Regions from separate parts of the Homo sapiens genome. Here region 2 is linked to region 1. The links are chromatin contacts, found by Hi-C or POLR2A ChIA-PET in ENCODE. All regions are on one chromosome and are shown on one strand. The core of a region is the stretch at or near the end of the contact, and the rest is flanking DNA. Distances in the headings are between cores, read along the strand shown.

Region 1 (4,889 bases), core at 772-3,271:
AGGAGAATTGCTTGAACCTGGGAGGCGGAGGTTGCAGTGAGCTGAGATCACACCACTGCACTCCAGCCTGGGCGACAGAGCTAAACTCCTTCTCAAAATAAATAAATAAATAAATAAAATGGCTTGCAATTAACAGCCTTGTATGCACAGAACTGTTGTGAGGCTCAGTGAGACAGAATTCATGGGAAGTGCTGCATAAATGGTATGTCTATCTATAACTGAGGGATTATTATTGCTGGACACAAATTCATTTATTGTTCTCGATTGGATGTACACATAATTCAAATTCCCCAGAAAACAGCTCTGCCCTTCATTTCCAGCTGTGTGGTATGCAGCTTCTAAACATTTTTACTGAAACCTTGCCTCTTAACTGTTAGTCTTGAGGGTCTACACACAGCTCCCACGCTCAATTAACTGTTACTTCCCCAGGCAGCTGCAAGGCAGAAATTTCTGATTTGTGTTACAACCAGTCTAGCCCTCTGTGTCTTGGCTACGGACAGACATGCCTCCACAAAGACACAAACCAGAATGGAATCTAACAGGAACCTTGGTGAGAGATGTGCTCTGGGAGGAATGAGATATGAAGACAGGACTCAAGAAACGGTGGCTATAGACTTCTTATAGGAGGCTTTAACTTTCTCAGTTTTGAAATGCCATATTTGTTTTGCTGTGCGATGAATATAAGTGAATTAACAATGTGCTTACAGATTTCTTAGCTGGTAATGTGATAAAATTTAAAATATTCTTGTTTGGTATCATTTTGAAATTTTCTTGGCACTTATGAAACTAATGAGAAACACCCGCATGCTGTTGGAGAGAGTGAGTGCATTTTCAGGCCCAGCATTTGGGAGCTTCAGTCTTCCGTAATTCAATGCATGACAATAGATTTATTATTGAAGAAATGAAGAAAGAGGTCAGGCAAAAAAACCAGCAATTAATCATTTGAAGACACTGAGTCATCTACTATTTTATGTCAGAAATCTTGTAGCCATGTTTACATAATAATAAAACAGCTATAAGAGGGCAGATGTTTTAGGCCTAGACATTCGCTAGTCAGTAACATGTAAATGTGAGAGTCCTCGTGGTTACGGTTTCACACCTTTCCATGGCGGTTGCCAGTCAGTTTTTCCTTGCTGTTCATAAGCTACCAAGTAATACACATTTGTCTTCACTCTGGTCTGCAGTGAAAATAAAATGAGAAGAGAAAGAAGAAGATATGAAGTGGAACAATGTGGTTGGGAAATTCCCATATCTTTACCCTAAAAAAAAAAAGAAAAAATATTACTCTTTTAAGTAAGGCCCAAGAGAATATTAAATGCATATACTATGATTCAAAGAAAATAGTGTTACCATTTAGTCATCAAAGTGGACCTTTGGTCTTGGCAGCATGTGTGAAACTTAAGGGTGGCAGCATGTGCTCTGTTAGTGAGTACATTTGTAGCAAACCACAGGGGTCTGAGTTCTTATTGCCTAAGTGCCCATTTTCTTGGGTGTTTTGCTTTTGTCTCCAGAATATCCAGAGAATGAGTTTGTTAATAAAAAATAAAACTGGCCGGGCGCAATGGCTCACGCCTGTAATCCCAGCACTTTGGGAGGCCAAGGTGGGCAGATCACCTGAGGTCAGGAGTTTGAGACTAAAAATATAAAATTATCTGGGTGTAGTGGCGGGCACCTGTGGTCCCAGCTACTCGGGAGGCTGAGGCAGGAGAATCGCTTGAACCCGGGAGGCAGAGGTCGCGTTGAGCTGAGATCGCACCATTGCATTCCAACCTGGGCAACAAGAGCAAAACTCCGTTTCAAAAAAAATAATAATAATTTTTTTTTTAAAGAAGGGTAGCCAACAGATGAAGAAAAATAAGTAAATTCCTCCAAGATTCAAGACAAGATTTAAATACTTTCTAGCCATTTATTTTTCTAACCAGATTTAATTTGGAAGTATGAACAAAAAAAGTTATAGCATCACGCTCTGGTCAGCTTGTCTCAGATAATGGCTTGTGTGACCAGTGGAGGTCCTGGGGGAAGGGAAATTCAGAGGGCAATAAGGAACTTCTCTGTTATCTCAGAGTTTCACAATACACACAGGAAACATTTGTAGCTGGTCCTCTGTTAGCCTGAAAGATTAGCTAATCCCTTGTTTCACCATAAAATGCATTTTTAGCAATAGTTCCTGAACTGCAAGCAAAAACTCAGGTGGCCAGCTCATAGTCCTCCTAAATTACAGTTGAAAGATGCTTTGCATTGTAGATATTGGCTTGGGCAATAAGGAAACTGGTATAGTTCCTGGGGATGTGCTGGGCTGACATGAACCTCTCTATGCCCCACCACCAATGGAGCAAGCCGATTTCCATGTCCAGCATGCCGTATACATTCTACAACAGTGTTCTTAGGGTAGTATTGGATTCCTGAAGCCCAGAGATGGATTAACTGTCCAGGTGCCCCAGATGAATTCTAACTCAAATTAACACATCCTGTCTATACAACCTTTCAACTCTATATAGCAAAACTGTGACCTCCTGTTCAAACAGGAAAGATAAGCAGCCACATTTTATCATGGTGGTTCCTGAATATGTTTGCTACTAGCCTGATTTACTCACTTATAGTTTGCCCACTAGATCTTTTTCTCTAGACATAGTCATTTCTCTTTTTTCTTTCTTCTCTTTCTTTCTCTTTCTTTCTTTCTTTCTTTCTTTCTTTCTTTTTCTTTCTCTTTCTTTCTTTCTTTTCTTTCCTTTCTTCCTCTCTCCCTTCCTTCCTTCCTTCCTTCCTTCCTTCCTTCCTTCCTTCCTTCCTTCCTTCCTCCCTTCCTTTCCTTCCTTCCTTCTCTCTCTCTCTCTTTCTTTCTTTGTTACGGAGTTTTCCTCTTGTTGCCCAGGCTGGAGTGCAATGGAGTGATCTCGACTCACTGCAACCTCCACTTTCTGGGTTCAAGCGATTCTCCTGCCTCAGCCTCCCAAGTAGCTAGGATTACAGACATGCGCCACCATGCCTGACTAATTTTGTATTTTTAGTAGAGACGGGGTTTCTCCATGTTGGTCAGGCTGGTCCTGAACTCCCGACCTCAGGTGATCCACCTGCCTCGGCCTCCCAAAGTGCTGGGATTACAGGCGTGAGCCACTGCTCCTGGCTCATAGTCTTATTTTATTTTATTTTATTTTATTTTATTTTATTTTATTTTATTTTATTTTATTTTATTTTTTTGGGACAGAGTCTCGCTCTGTTGCCCAGGCTGGAGTGCAGTGGTGCGATCTCAGTTCACGGCAACCTCTGCCTCCTGTGTTCAAGCGATTCTCCTGCCTCAGCCTCCTGAACAGCTGGGACTACAGGCACATGCCACCATGCCCAGCTAATTTTTTGTATTTTTAGTAGAGACAGGGTTTCACTGTGTTAGCCAGGATGGTGTCGATCTCCTGATCTCGTGATCTGCCCTCCTCAGCCTCTCAAAGTGCTGGGATTACAGGCGTGAGCCCCTGCGCCCGGCCTATTTATTTCTAAAAGACCTGGGGGAACTTTTAAAAACTATATTTTAATTTGTATAAAGAATGTATCACAGATTTATTGTGCTGGAAGAGATTTATTGTGCTGGAAGAGGTTTTAGAGATTATCTAGCCCAATGGCCCAATGTCTTTATTTTAGGTATAAGGACATGAGAGGCCCAGAGAGGTTAAGTACCTTGCTCAAGGTCACTCAGCTAGTTAGCTGTAGTAGATCTACCATATGAGCACATGGTTAATTCCTAAAGTATTCCCACAGGTCCTCTGTATTCACAGCTCCTCATTAAGCAAAGACCTTAACTCAGAGAGCTGTTTTGTGACACATGTTACACCCAGCACTTTTCACCTTTAAGATACTGGGACAGGACCACCAAGAATACCAATGGGCTGAGATCAGCTTGGAGGGTCAGCTGCTCACAGGGTTTCCTGTGCACTAAGGCGGCATGACAGCTGGGGAGTATCTATCCTGTTTGTCTTTCTGAATAACCCTCATAACTGAGATGGCATTTGGCATAGATTCCAAATTACAAATACGATCAAATTCATGTGTGCTACCCCACAGTGCATGATGAGATTATTTATTTATTTTGTGTTAATTAATTAACTAATTTTTATTTTTTGCTTTCATTATTATTTTTAACTGACACATATTTATGGGGTACCGTGTGATATTTGGATACATGGATACAATGTATAATAATCAAATCAGGGTAATTAGCATAACCATTACCTCAAACATTTATCATTTCTTTGTGTTGGGAACATTAAAAATCTGATCTTCTAGCTATTTGAAAATATGCAATTTTTTTTTTTTTTTTTTTTTGAGAAGGAGTCTCACTCTGTTGCCCAGGCTGAAGTGCAATGGCACAATTTCGGCTCACTACAACCTCCGCTTCCCAGGTTCAAGCGATTTTCCTGCCTCAGCCTCCTAAGTAGCTGAAACTACAGGCACGTGCCATCATGCCCGGCTAATTTTTATATTTTTAGTAGAGACGGGGTTTTGCCATGCTGGACAGGCTGGTCTCAAACTCCTGACCTCGTGATCCACCCGCCTTGGCCTCCCGAAGTGTTGGGATTACAGGCATGAGCCACTATGCCTGGCCTGAAAATATGCCATGAGTTGTTGTTAGCTATAGTCACTCTCTAGTGCTGTATGAACACTAGAACTTATTCCTCCTATCTAACTATACTTTTGCATTCCTTAACCAACCTTCGGCTACCCCTCCCCCACCCTGTCCCACCTCTAGTAACCACTGTGAGATTATTTATTTTTATCCATCTTGTACCTCAATGGTTTTTGAGGTTCTCTCTTTCTATACAAAATACAAAAATATAAAATAACATTAGAAACAATTAGGGTGAGGGCAAAATTGTTTTGTTTTTGATAGAAAAATAATA
Region 2 (4,889 bases), core at 916-3,415, 160 kb after region 1:
CCTGCTCTTTGCTTTGGAGGGAAACACACTGTCTATTATTTCCATGCTGTTTGCTATACAAATATCCTTGAAAAGATAGTTCAGAACAAAAGGCCGTCAGTACTTCTGCTTATAAGATGTGCAGAAATATTGAGAGATCCATGGAAAATTGTCTGCTAACAATAACTCCCAATCTTCAGAGGATCCAAATAAATTGCAAACCAACTATTATTGTTAGGCTAGTGATGAAGGGTCAATGACAGCCATATGCATCAGGAAAATTAGAGGGAAATGTGTACTATAACTTGAATTTACATGTTTTTTCTTCTTATCTGCACTTCAGGATTGTCTCCATCAATGGGGTAGCAAAGACAACTTTCTAACAATTCAATTTCCCTGTAGTTCAAGTCTGTCTTCTTTCTATATTGGTTTGGGGACCTGGTGGCTACCATTGAGACTCTGAGCAGCATCATTCACATTGACTCTGTGAAATAAACAGAATGGGTACTTATTCTTTCCAGCTGATGGGAAAGGACATTTACCCATGGCTGGCTTTAGGGAAAAGAACCCCATGTGATAGGCTGGTAGTGACAAATGCAGAAGGATACTAAAAAAAGCTGAGTTCCTGAGACCTGCTTAAAAGAAAAAGGGGCTTCATTGGAAGCTGCTTTGCATTAGATATGGCGTTGGTCACTCACCTGTTTTCTTCCATATCCAATCTTTACCCTTTTTCTGTTCTACTCGATTAATTACTTGCACCCTTTGTGAAGGAGAAATTAAACAAACTGCTTATTGGCTCAGCAAGATGATAAAATGAAGAAAATTTATTACCAGCAGACCCATCTAAAAGAAATGCTAAAGGAAGTAGTTAGGCTTAAGGGAAGTGATACTAGAGAAACTTGAAACTTCAGAAATGGAAGAGAATGGTAACTGGGTAATATAAAAACTGTCTGGTAATATTAATATATTAATATTAAGAACTTAATATTTTAAGTTCTTAAAATATGTATGACTATTGAAAGCAAAAGTTGTAACTTTTGGCTAGGCATAGTGTGGCTGGAAGCGGTGGCTCACGCCTGTAATCCCACACTTTGGGAAGCCGAGGCGCGTGGATCACCTAAGGTCAGGAGTTCAAGACCACTGTGGCCAACATGGTGAAACCCCATCTCTACTAAAAATACAAAAATTAGCCAGGTGTTGTGGCACATACCTGTAATCCCAGCTACTGGGGAGGCCAAGGCAGGAGAATCGTTTGAACCCTGGAAGGGGAGGTTGCAGAGGGCTGAGATCATGCCATGGCACTCCAGCCTGGAGGACAAGAGCTAGACTTCGTATATAAAAAAAAAAATTGTAACTTTGGTAGGGTTTCTCGGTATGTATATGCAAAGCATCTGACAGCTGTGACACAAACGGGAGAAGGCAAAGGGTTGCAGGACTTCCATGTTTTGCTTGTAGTGGTAAAATATTCCATCTAAATAGACTGTAAGAGGTTAGGTATGTATTTCATTATCCTTAGCGCAATCATAAAAAAACTATACAAATAGATATAGCCAAAACACCAACACATAAACTTAAGCGGAATACTAAAAAAAAATTCAAAAATAGTTAAATAAATTTTCTAGAATTGCAAAATATCGTCATTGAAATGGAAATGCAGTGCATGGTTTAATCAGCTGGTTAAAGACAGCTAAAGCAAAAAAATTTATAAACCGAAAGTTAGATATGAGAAAATTGCCGAAAATGCAGCACTGAGATAAAACAATCAATTGTATTGATAAGGAGAGACAAACATCTTTTGAAAGATTTCAGATTATATCTAAAGTGAAATAATTGATGAACAGTGTAATCATTTATCAGTTAATATTCAGTTTCATAAAAGTCAATTGACCATTCACATTAAAAAAATGTTGTAACATATTTGTTGACGCCTGCAGATTTAGACCCTCTGCTCAGGACCAGGTTTTACTTCTGCATCTGTGCATTCATATACCACTAGAAGGTGAAAACATGGTTTGGGGTCTGTTTTGAAGTATGAGGAGAAGTTGGTTAGGGTGCTTGCCAAAGTGCCCTCATCCTTGTGGGCACAAACATCCACTGCTACTGATTTGAAGAAAGTGGTTCTGTAATTTCTACATCCACCTGCTGCAAACTGCAAAATTCCTTGGCAACACTTTCAATTCCCTTAGCAACTCAAGGTGCATGAGTCACTAGGCTGAAAGTGGAGCTCAGCCAAATCTTGGTGGGATCATAGAAACCCGCTCCCTGCTTGCTTTCTCGAGGGAGCTTCCTACTGGGAAGCAGCAGAGGTGCCCCTGGGCCTGACAGTTCCCTGTGGACATGCGGAGGGAGGCTGTTCTTAAAATGTCACTGAAAACAGAATTTGGCAGCAATGGGGACTTAGCGATCAGCTCTACTTCACCTTAGAGAATAAGAATCAAGGTTGTGCAATATTAGTAGATTACATGCTAGTCAAATAATAACAGATCCTGTAGTAATAAATGTAACAACTTTACTATTTATCTGTCTAGGTACTGTCTTCTTTAATCCTTTCAACAGGTCTAAATGGCAGGCATGTTTATTCACATTTCACAGATGAGGAAACTGAGGCTCAAGAAAAGATGAAGTCAAAATTCTATCACAGACTTATCTAGCTCCAAGGCCTCTCTATTACCACTGTGCTGTCTCCTAGGTAATTCGCAGTATTATTGACGACTGTGGATGTGTGAATCGATAATGCTATCTATTCAAAGTGTATATGATATACACATATACACACCTATATAGGCACTTTTAAATTATATCCATAATGAAAGACGGCTTTGTTAGAGTGAGACATAACCCAATATGGAAACTCACCATTTTGTATGTCTTAGATTCACTTTGCTGGACATCTTCTTACTTAAGGGCCCCTTGCCTAGTGAAGGGGAGTCTATGACCAGCTTTAGAAAATAGGGTTAGGTTATCAAATGTCCATCAATGATAGACTGGATTAAGAAAATGTGGCACATATGCACCATGGAATACTATGCAGCCATAAAAAAGGATGAGTTCATGTCCTTTGCAGGGACATGCATGAAGCTGGAAACCATCACTCTAAGCAAACTATCACAAGGACAGGAAACCAAACACAGCATGTTCTCACTCATAGGTCGGAGTTGAACAGTGAGAACACATGGACACATGGTGGGGAACATCACACACCGTGGCCTGTCAGGGGGTGGGGGGCTGGGGGAGGGACAGCATTAGGAGAAATATGTAATGTAAATGACGAGTTGATGGGTGCAGTAAATGAACATGGCACATGTATACCTATGTAACAAACCTGCACGTTGTGCACACATACCCTAGAACTTAAAGTATAATAAAAAAAAAGAAAAAAAAAGAAAAAAAAGAAAATAGGGTTAGGTTATATTCACTACCCTTTCTGGTAGTTATAGTTTTGTTGGTCAAGCTTTTGGTATAGGCACTGGAAATTGTTATTGGTTTATTTGGGAATAAGTGAGTGTTAATTTTACACACACACATGCAAAATACATTATCATTATTTCAGATTTTACATAGCGAAATGAATCACCGGACAGCTGAGGTTATCTATTCACCCTAGAGCCTTCTCAAGAGCATGCCAGCAGATGATCATGAACCTATGAGTCCTCCAGAAAAAAACAGGCCCTGCTGGGGCTCAGCAGCTAGAGGATCAGGTCCTGGAAGGGCCTTATACGCAATCATAGAGCACAAGGATGCCTTCATAGTGTGTTTTAGGAGGTTCTGAGGTTCTGAAAGGCCTTCTTTGTGATACAACACATTTAATTAGACCAACATTTGCCATAACCAGTTTGTGTCCAGTAATGCGTCAGGCTCTGGATGTACAAAGATAAAGAAGTCAAAGTCCATGGCCTCTCAGCTTTCCCCATCCAGTTTGAAAGGAGGACAGGAAAGAAAATAGTGGCGCTGTAACAACAATCAGGGTTGCATGTGAAGCTCTATGAGGACATATATGTGCGTATAATTAATGCTGTAAGATGGGAAGGTAAGAGAAGAAAGTCAGCAGAAGCTGTAAGAAGATATTTAGGTTGGATGTAATGGCCGAGTTAGAATGCAGCAGGGTTATGAGGGCACAGGGCATTGCAGCCAGAGGGAAGTGTGGGAGTAGAGCTTTGAGAGCCGAGCCTGGGAGGCTTTGAAGAGTCACGGGATGGAGACTGGAAAGGTGCAGAGGGCCACATCACAAGGAATGTGGCTTTATCCTGTTGGCTATAGTTAGCCAACATCAACCAAACTGGGACACTTTTGAGAGTAAAAGGAGGTGCTAAAAATAAGTGGAACTTAATCTTTTGAATATTTATTGACCATCAAGTTGACTCTATTAAAAACTTTTTGAAAAAAAAATCTTTTTTTTTTTGGAGATAGAGACTCCTTCTTTCTCCCAGGCTGGAGAGCAATGGCACGGTCTTGGCTTCCTGCAAACTCTGCCTCCCGGGTTCAAGTGATTCTCATGCCTCAGCCTCCCAAGTAGCTGGGATTACAGGTGCGCACCACCATGCCCAGTTAATTTTTGTATTTTTAGTAGAGATGGGGTTTCACCATGTTGGCCGGGCTAGTCTCGAACTCCTGACCTCAAGTGATCTGTCCACCCCAGTTTCCAAAGTGCTGGGATTACGGGCATGAGCCACCACGCCCAGCCTGAAAAAAATTCTTAAAATATAAAAATATTGCCTGGGCACAGTGGCTCATGCCTGTAATCCCAGCACTTTGGGAGGCCGAGGAGGGTGGATCACCTGAGGCCGGGAGTTTGAGACCAGCCTGACCAACACGGTGAAACCCCATCTCTACTAAAAATACAAAAAACTAGTCGGGCATGGTGGCATGCGCCTGTAGTCCCAGCTACTCCGGAGGCTGAGGCAGGAGAACCG

The links. A loop is a pair of places that touch in the nucleus more often than their neighbours do. ChIA-PET counts read pairs that join two places held with the same protein, here RNA polymerase II (POLR2A). Pooled maps may share reads with other maps.
Region 2: a pooled map shows a loop between it and region 1 (2.1-fold over the local background). The contact joins two enhancer-like sites. A Hi-C loop is called at or near these places in 1 of 50 pooled maps. POLR2A ChIA-PET finds 5 or more read pairs at or near these places in 5 of 52 experiments (BJ, SK-N-SH, activated CD8-positive, alpha-beta memory T cell and 2 more).

What each region holds. Positions count from the first base shown.
Region 1 is chr3:177,336,755-177,341,643 of GRCh38, forward strand. No RefSeq gene overlaps it. Among named protein-coding and RNA genes, the nearest start is that of LINC00501, 45 kb to the left of the region's middle. RefSeq lists a silencer at 347-641 and enhancers at 1,927-2,221, 2,079-2,178. Within about 2 kb of position 2,022, at least 10 of the 41 ENCODE cell types and tissues checked have a DNase peak (open chromatin) inside an H3K27ac peak, as active enhancers do.
Region 2 is chr3:177,496,231-177,501,119 of GRCh38, forward strand. All of the region lies in intron 1 of LINC00578 (long intergenic non-protein coding RNA 578), which reads left to right. Among named protein-coding and RNA genes, the nearest start is that of LINC00578, 57 kb to the left of the region's middle. Within about 2 kb of position 2,166, at least 5 of the 41 ENCODE cell types and tissues checked have a DNase peak (open chromatin) inside an H3K27ac peak, as active enhancers do.